2 separate regions of the Homo sapiens genome follow, and region 2 is linked to region 1. A link is an interaction called in ENCODE POLR2A ChIA-PET data of the cell type or tissue named here. Cell type or tissue: K562. All regions are shown on one strand. Each heading gives the region's core, and the rest is flanking DNA. Links, peaks and the distances in the headings are about the cores only.

The links. Peaks named below come from ENCODE experiments on the same cell type or tissue, not always from the same donor. Only the 100,000 strongest peaks of a DNase experiment are listed, where the experiment ranks them.
Region 2: POLR2A ChIA-PET joins it to region 1 with 5 read pairs; 14 of 35 experiments call an interaction of 5 or more read pairs at or near these places.

The regions. Positions count from the first base shown.
Region 1 is chr17:74,867,064-74,869,956 of GRCh38, forward strand. All of the region lies in intron 2 of FDXR (ferredoxin reductase), which reads right to left. Among named protein-coding and RNA genes, the nearest start is that of FDXR, 4.5 kb to the right of the region's middle. In K562, for the core only: no CTCF peak of the experiment used is centred there; a DNase peak (open chromatin) is centred at 1,548; H3K4me3 peaks cover 275 bases.
Region 2 is chr17:74,922,066-74,924,958 of GRCh38, forward strand. USH1G (USH1 protein network component sans) reads right to left here and starts at 1,190. Exons shown (of 3, transcript NM_173477.5): 1 at 845-1,190. The coding sequence starts at 1,008. OTOP2 (otopetrin 2) reads left to right here and starts at 2,208. Exons shown (of 7, transcript NM_178160.3): 1 at 2,208-2,268; 2 at 2,535-2,880. The coding sequence starts at 2,568. RefSeq lists a silencer at 2,144-2,327. In K562, for the core only: a CTCF peak has its summit at 1,626 (motif pointing right); DNase peaks (open chromatin) are centred at 1,256, 1,636 and 2,567; H3K4me3 peaks cover 1,850 bases; H3K27me3 peaks cover 882 bases.

The DNA of each region.
Region 1 (2,893 bases), core at 182-2,681:
TGGGAGGCTGAGGCAGGTGGATAACCTGAGGTCAGGAGTTCGAGACCAGCCTGACCAACATGGTGAAACCCTGTCTCTACTAAAAATACAAAGATTAGCTGAGCGTGGTGGTAGGCACCTGCAATCCCAGCTACTTGGGAGGCTGAGGCAGGAGAACCGCTTGAACCCAGGAGGCAGAGGTTGCAGTGAGCGAAGATCGCGCCATTGCACTCCAGCCTGGGTGACAGAGCAAGACTCTGTCTCAAAAAAAAAAAAAAAAAAAAAAAAAAAGACGACGACGGCCGGCCCTCAGAGATGGGGAGAAATGTGGCCAGCTGACAAGGCCGTGGCTTCCCCCGACTGGAATTATATCAGGGCGGCTTCTTTATCTTCTCAGGTCAAGCACAACCCACAGCCCTGGCCTCCAACCCTTCGACACTTGGGACCCTCAGGTCCCAGCCAGTCTGAGGACCTGAGGGCCACCCTCTGAATTCACAGGTGCCTTAGCTCTAGTGCCCAGGACCATGCTCTGGGGAAAGGGGAGCAGCAGGACAGGGAGGGGGCACGGCTGGGAATTCACGGGAAAGAGAGGTGGAAATGGGCCTGCTCCCACTCTTAGAAAGACAGTCTCAGGCACTGGTTCTGCATGACCGCCTTCCCAGGGCACCTTGAGAGGCCGTGTGAAAGGCACAGGGTCGGGGGTCCAGCAGGCAAGTCTGGTATGGCTCTGCCACCAACCAGCCACATGATCCCAGCAAGTCCCAGGGCCTCCCCAAGTCTCAGTCTCCCCCTCTGCACACTAGGATGGATGACAGCTCTCTCTCATGGCTGCTGGAAAGCACCAGGAGGTCAGGATGGTGAGACTCTGGGCCACAGGCCGGTTAGCAGTAAAGCAGTCAGGGGTCCCACAGCTGACACGCCCAGCCCCCCATCCTATCTTAGGTCCCCGCTATGACACCTCCAGCTTCACTGGGACTCAAGGCAAAGAAGCCCCTGCCCATCAGTCTCCCTACCCCCAACAAAGGCTCCCACCCACCTCTTCGCCTTTGCCCAAATCCCCCCTTCCCCTCCACTCCCCTGCCTGCACCCAAGTCCACCCTCCCCCACCTCCTGCCTCTCTCCATCCCAGGCCAGCCACAGGGGGCTACCCAAACCACCTCCCTCAAGCCCCACGATGTTGTACCCACAAAGCGCTCTGGGCTTGGAGTCAAACAGGTAGCCTTGGATGCCAGTCCCAGCTCTAGCACTAGCTGGCTCTGTGCACTGGGGAAAGTTTCTTCTCTGTCCAAAAGAAGAGCCCTGTGGTGTCCTGCTCAAGGTTAAATGAGTAATCAGGCAGCCCGGGGTGCAACCTACTCTGAGTGTTCAATCAAGAAGAGAGCTATCATTACTATTCTGTTGTTGTATGTCACTGCCTTGCTCAAAAATCTTCGCTGGGGCCCAGTGCCACAGCATAAAGTTCAAACTGCTCGGCCTAGAGGTCAACACCTCACCCAACCAACCTCTCTGTCCTTATCTTCCATTCTTTCCTGCGACAGATCCTTCACTCTGGGTCACGATGTCCTCTCCAGGGCCACCTCCGGAACGCTAAGTCTGCCGGATGTTCTTACCCCTTATCTCTCGTGGCTGACCTCATCTTCCAGGTTTCCTCCTTCCTTCCTTCCCTCCCTCCTGTCCCTCTAGCTGCTCCCCGCTAACAAGGACATTCTCTGAGGTTCTTCCGATTGGCCCCCCTCCCTCCTCCCTGAGGATTTAACCCACTCCCTCCTGCGACCCCAAATTCCCCTGAACTTGCTGATGACTTTCTACTCTCTCTCTCCTGCCCAGACATCTCCCCAAGCTCCAAACCTGAGACCCTTGGATGTCCCACCCCAGACATCTCAAATCCATCCAGTTTCAAGCCAAGTCCCCTTGCCCCAAACCGCTCCCCACTTCTGCTCCTGTTCCCTCGACCCCATCCACTCAGAGCCCAAGCTGGAACCTGGGGCTCCTCCCTGACCCCCGACCTGATCCCATCAATCCCCCATCCTCCCAGTCCTCTTCCTCACTACAACCCCAGCAGCTCCCCACTGCTATCTGGCCACCAGCCCTGCCTGGACCTACGCTGCAGGCAGAGGGGGCATCCTGAAGGAAAACAGCAGCCCGAAAACTCTCCAGTGAAGCCAACCATCTACAGCTGTGGGCACAAGAATCCTTCGGGGTGTTTAACATTGCTGACTCTTGGGCCCAGCCACAGAGTTTGATTAGGTCCAAGTTAGGCCCAGGAATGTGCATTTTGATAAGATGCCCCGGGAGACTCTGATCAGGGAAGAGGAGGCAGCTGTGGACACCTCCCAGCGAAACCTGCCTCCAGAGCCTGGTCAATGGCTTCCAAGCCCCCCAGGATCTGGGTCCTACCTACCTCTCAGCCTCGGCTCTCACCTCCTCACGCCTTACTGCACACAGGCACCTTCCAGAACTTGCCCTTTCCCCAGAGAGCCATTCTCTTCCTCTTTGTTCACGCAGTTCTCTGTGCCTGGGACACTCCTGCTATTGTCCCCCAACCTGACATCTACTGTCCTTCAGACTGCAATTGGGACATCTCTCCCTCCAGACTGGGCATGGACCCCCTCCCCGCACCCCAGTCTCTGTGCTTATAGCCGTCAGAGCCCTAAAATACCTTGTAAATTATCCACCTGTCCCCTCCACATTCGAATGTCAGGTCCTCGAGCACAGGGACCACGTCTGTCCTGTTCACCCCCATGTTCCCAGTAAAGCCTGCGCCCAGAACATGTTACGTCCAGTAAATGATTACTGAATGGATTAACATGGATGGCCTCACATGGAGCTGCCTTCGCTCAGATCCCAGTGCCATCCCTGCTCCACGGTGGAAGCTTGGACAACCTCACTTGGCCCTAGCATCCTTACCTGTGAA
Region 2 (2,893 bases), core at 194-2,693, 55 kb after region 1:
TGATGCCCAGACCAACCTGACTTCTCTTTATAAAGCCACTGGGGCTGAGGGAGTTGGTCACAGTCATTTGACTTTAGCCCCAAGGAACCCATATCAGTGGCTCTGGTCCTGGAGGTGGCTCAACTGCCACCTCCAGGCCCCTTCCCTGGCACTGACACCTGCACTGTATGCCCACCCCCCCACCCAGGACAACTCCAAAGGGAGGGGGAGGGAAGAGAAGCCCCTTCAGGGTGACCACATCACAGCCTCCACCATTGCTTAGCTGTGCCCGGCTGTGGGGGAGGGACTTGGAGAGAGTTAATGGAGTGGCTGAATCAGTGACATTTGGCGCCCTGGACAGTGTCCATAAATCCCCAAAATGAGCAGGTTGAGGGCAAGCGCTGTGTGACACCAGCCTGCCGGAGAACGTGGGTGCTGGCTGGCAGAGCCCTTTGGATCAAGGCTGGAGAGTGGGCAGTGGAGACCCCTCCCTTTCTAGCCCCCACTGCTGGCCCCTCGAGACTTCCTAACCTTCTCTCCGAGTCTCACTATCCCCTCACTCTTGCTTCCAGGGGGACCCCAGCCAGGGGATCTCTCCCACCTTCCCCTCACTCTGCAGCAACCCCCCATAATCAGGAACCCCCAAATCCCGGTTTCTCCCCTCCTAGCCCCAGATCCAGGTCACAAGTGTTAACAAGTGTCAGATGCCTCCGCTTGGGTCCCCTCAACATGTGTCTCTCCCACAAACGCCAGGGTCTAAGGGTCCGCCTGTCTGCAGGGGAAGGAGGCAGCTCAGAGGAGTGGTGGACGAGGAAGTTTGGGGTGGTCTCAGGGGCCTCAAGGGCACTGGGTGGGGCGTACTCACCCGCGGCTCACAATGAGACGCAGCGACTCGAGGTTGCCATGGTAGGCAGCCCAGAGAGTGGGGGTCATGCCATCCTCGTCGGGGGCATTCAGCTCCTTTCGGGTGGCCTCCTTGAGGAGCTCCAGGTAGCCATCCCGGGCTGCCCGGTGGTACTGGTCGTTCATGGCGCCCGAAGTGGACGGGGCGGGCGGGGGACACGGAGAAAGGCCCCCCGCAGGGGAGGGCGGCGGTATTAGGGCTGAGGCATGAGGTTGGAGGACGGGGCCGGGCAGGGGCCGGGGCCGCCAGCCCCCGCTGCCGCAGACGGAGGGTGCGGAGCGCCAGAGCCGCGACTACCAAGACATCTGAAACGCTCACCCGGGGGCGGGGGCGGAGGGGGCGGGGGACGAAATCTCCCGCTGTCCAGGGAGCCGCCCCCGGTCTTCCCCTGGGTCCTAAACACCCTGCATGCACCTCAATACACGAGGGTGACCCACGCAAGGCCCTGTCCTCCTCTTCAAAAGTGCCCACCCCGGGGCCGCGCACTGTGACGCCCAGTCCGGGGACAGTCAGAGATCTGTCCTCACTAGAGCCTGGGGCGCTGTGGCTCCGTATTTCTCCACCTGTCAGTGGAACGAACCGAGAGCTGGGGAGGGGTGCCGGAGGGCGGGGTGGGGGAGCCGTCCTGAGCCCCAGGACAGTGGACCTAAGAAGGGGCACCGTGACCGACCGCGGTTCGGTCAGCGAGTGGGACGGGCCAGGCCGCCGCCGCCTGAACGGAGTCCCTCGACCGCACTCCAGCAGGGGGCGCTGGAGGACTGGCAGCGGCTCCGCGTGCCGCGTGGAACTTCGCACCCAAGCCCCGGAGTCCAACGGAGCGCGGGCCGGCGGCGGGGGCGGGCAGGGCGGTGGGATAGAGGAAAGGGGAGCTTGGATCACTGCGAGGACCGTGGGGGAGAGGGGAACTGGGGTTGCCATCCCAGGCAGGAGCACAGGAGCACAGGATTCAGGGTGCGCCGCGGCTGGAGGGCGTCAGGGTGCCCGCAGGCTTTTTGGACGTCTCTTGAGCTTAGCTCTCGGGGCTCTGGGCGCCTGGAATGCTGCGCGCCAGGGCGCGGTGGGCACCAGGGGCGGGGTGCCCTCTAGGTGCCGCAGTGCGGGGCCGCGCCCGAGCCTGGCCGCACCGGGGTGACGGAGTGGGGTCGCCTCTCAAAGGGTAAATATGAATCTTGCCTTATCTGGCTCCAGCGGGCTCTTCCCTAAATTCACCTTGGAGAAAGATGGATCATGTGAGCGGGACTGAGAGCTTTATGGAGCCAAACTCCCGCAGCTGTAAATCACCCTGTCCTCCTGGGTATAAAGCGCCTGTCCATCTCGGCGTGGGAGAGAGGAGACGCTCGCCGTCCCCTGACCCCCAGCTCAGCGCCGGCTCCAAGCCCAGCCAGGTGGGTGCCCCGGGCCGGAGGGCAGTCGGACTTGGGGAGTGGGGACCTTGGAGGGGTCCAACCGGGTGCTGCCGCTTCTCCTTTCTTCCCATCCAGCGAGAGGGGCAGGTTCCGCATTTTCTCTTCCCCTTTCCCAGCGCTTCCTCCAGCACCCGAAGCCCCAACCCTGCGGGTCAGGAACTCCCTAGTCCCCAAGTCTAGGGATGAGATGGGGGAAGGAGAGCCGTCAGGGTTGACCTGGAGTTTTGTCCGCTCCTCCCCTACAGTGATCCCTCTAGCCTTCTCCAGTCGCCTCCGCCATGTCCGAGGAGCTGGCCCAGGGCCCCAAGGAGAGCCCCCCGGCGCCGCGTGCGGGCCCCAGGGAGGTGTGGAAGAAGGGTGGCCGCCTGCTGTCGGTGCTGCTGGCGGTGAACGTGCTGCTCCTCGCCTGCACGCTCATCAGCGGCGGAGCCTTCAACAAGGTGGCCGTGTACGACACCGACGTGTTCGCGCTGCTCACTGCGATGATGCTGCTGGCAACGCTCTGGATCCTCTTCTACCTCCTCCGAACCGTGCGCTGCCCCTGCGCGGTACCCTACCGGGACGCGCACGCTGGCCCCATCTGGCTCCGAGGTGCCAGGGGAGG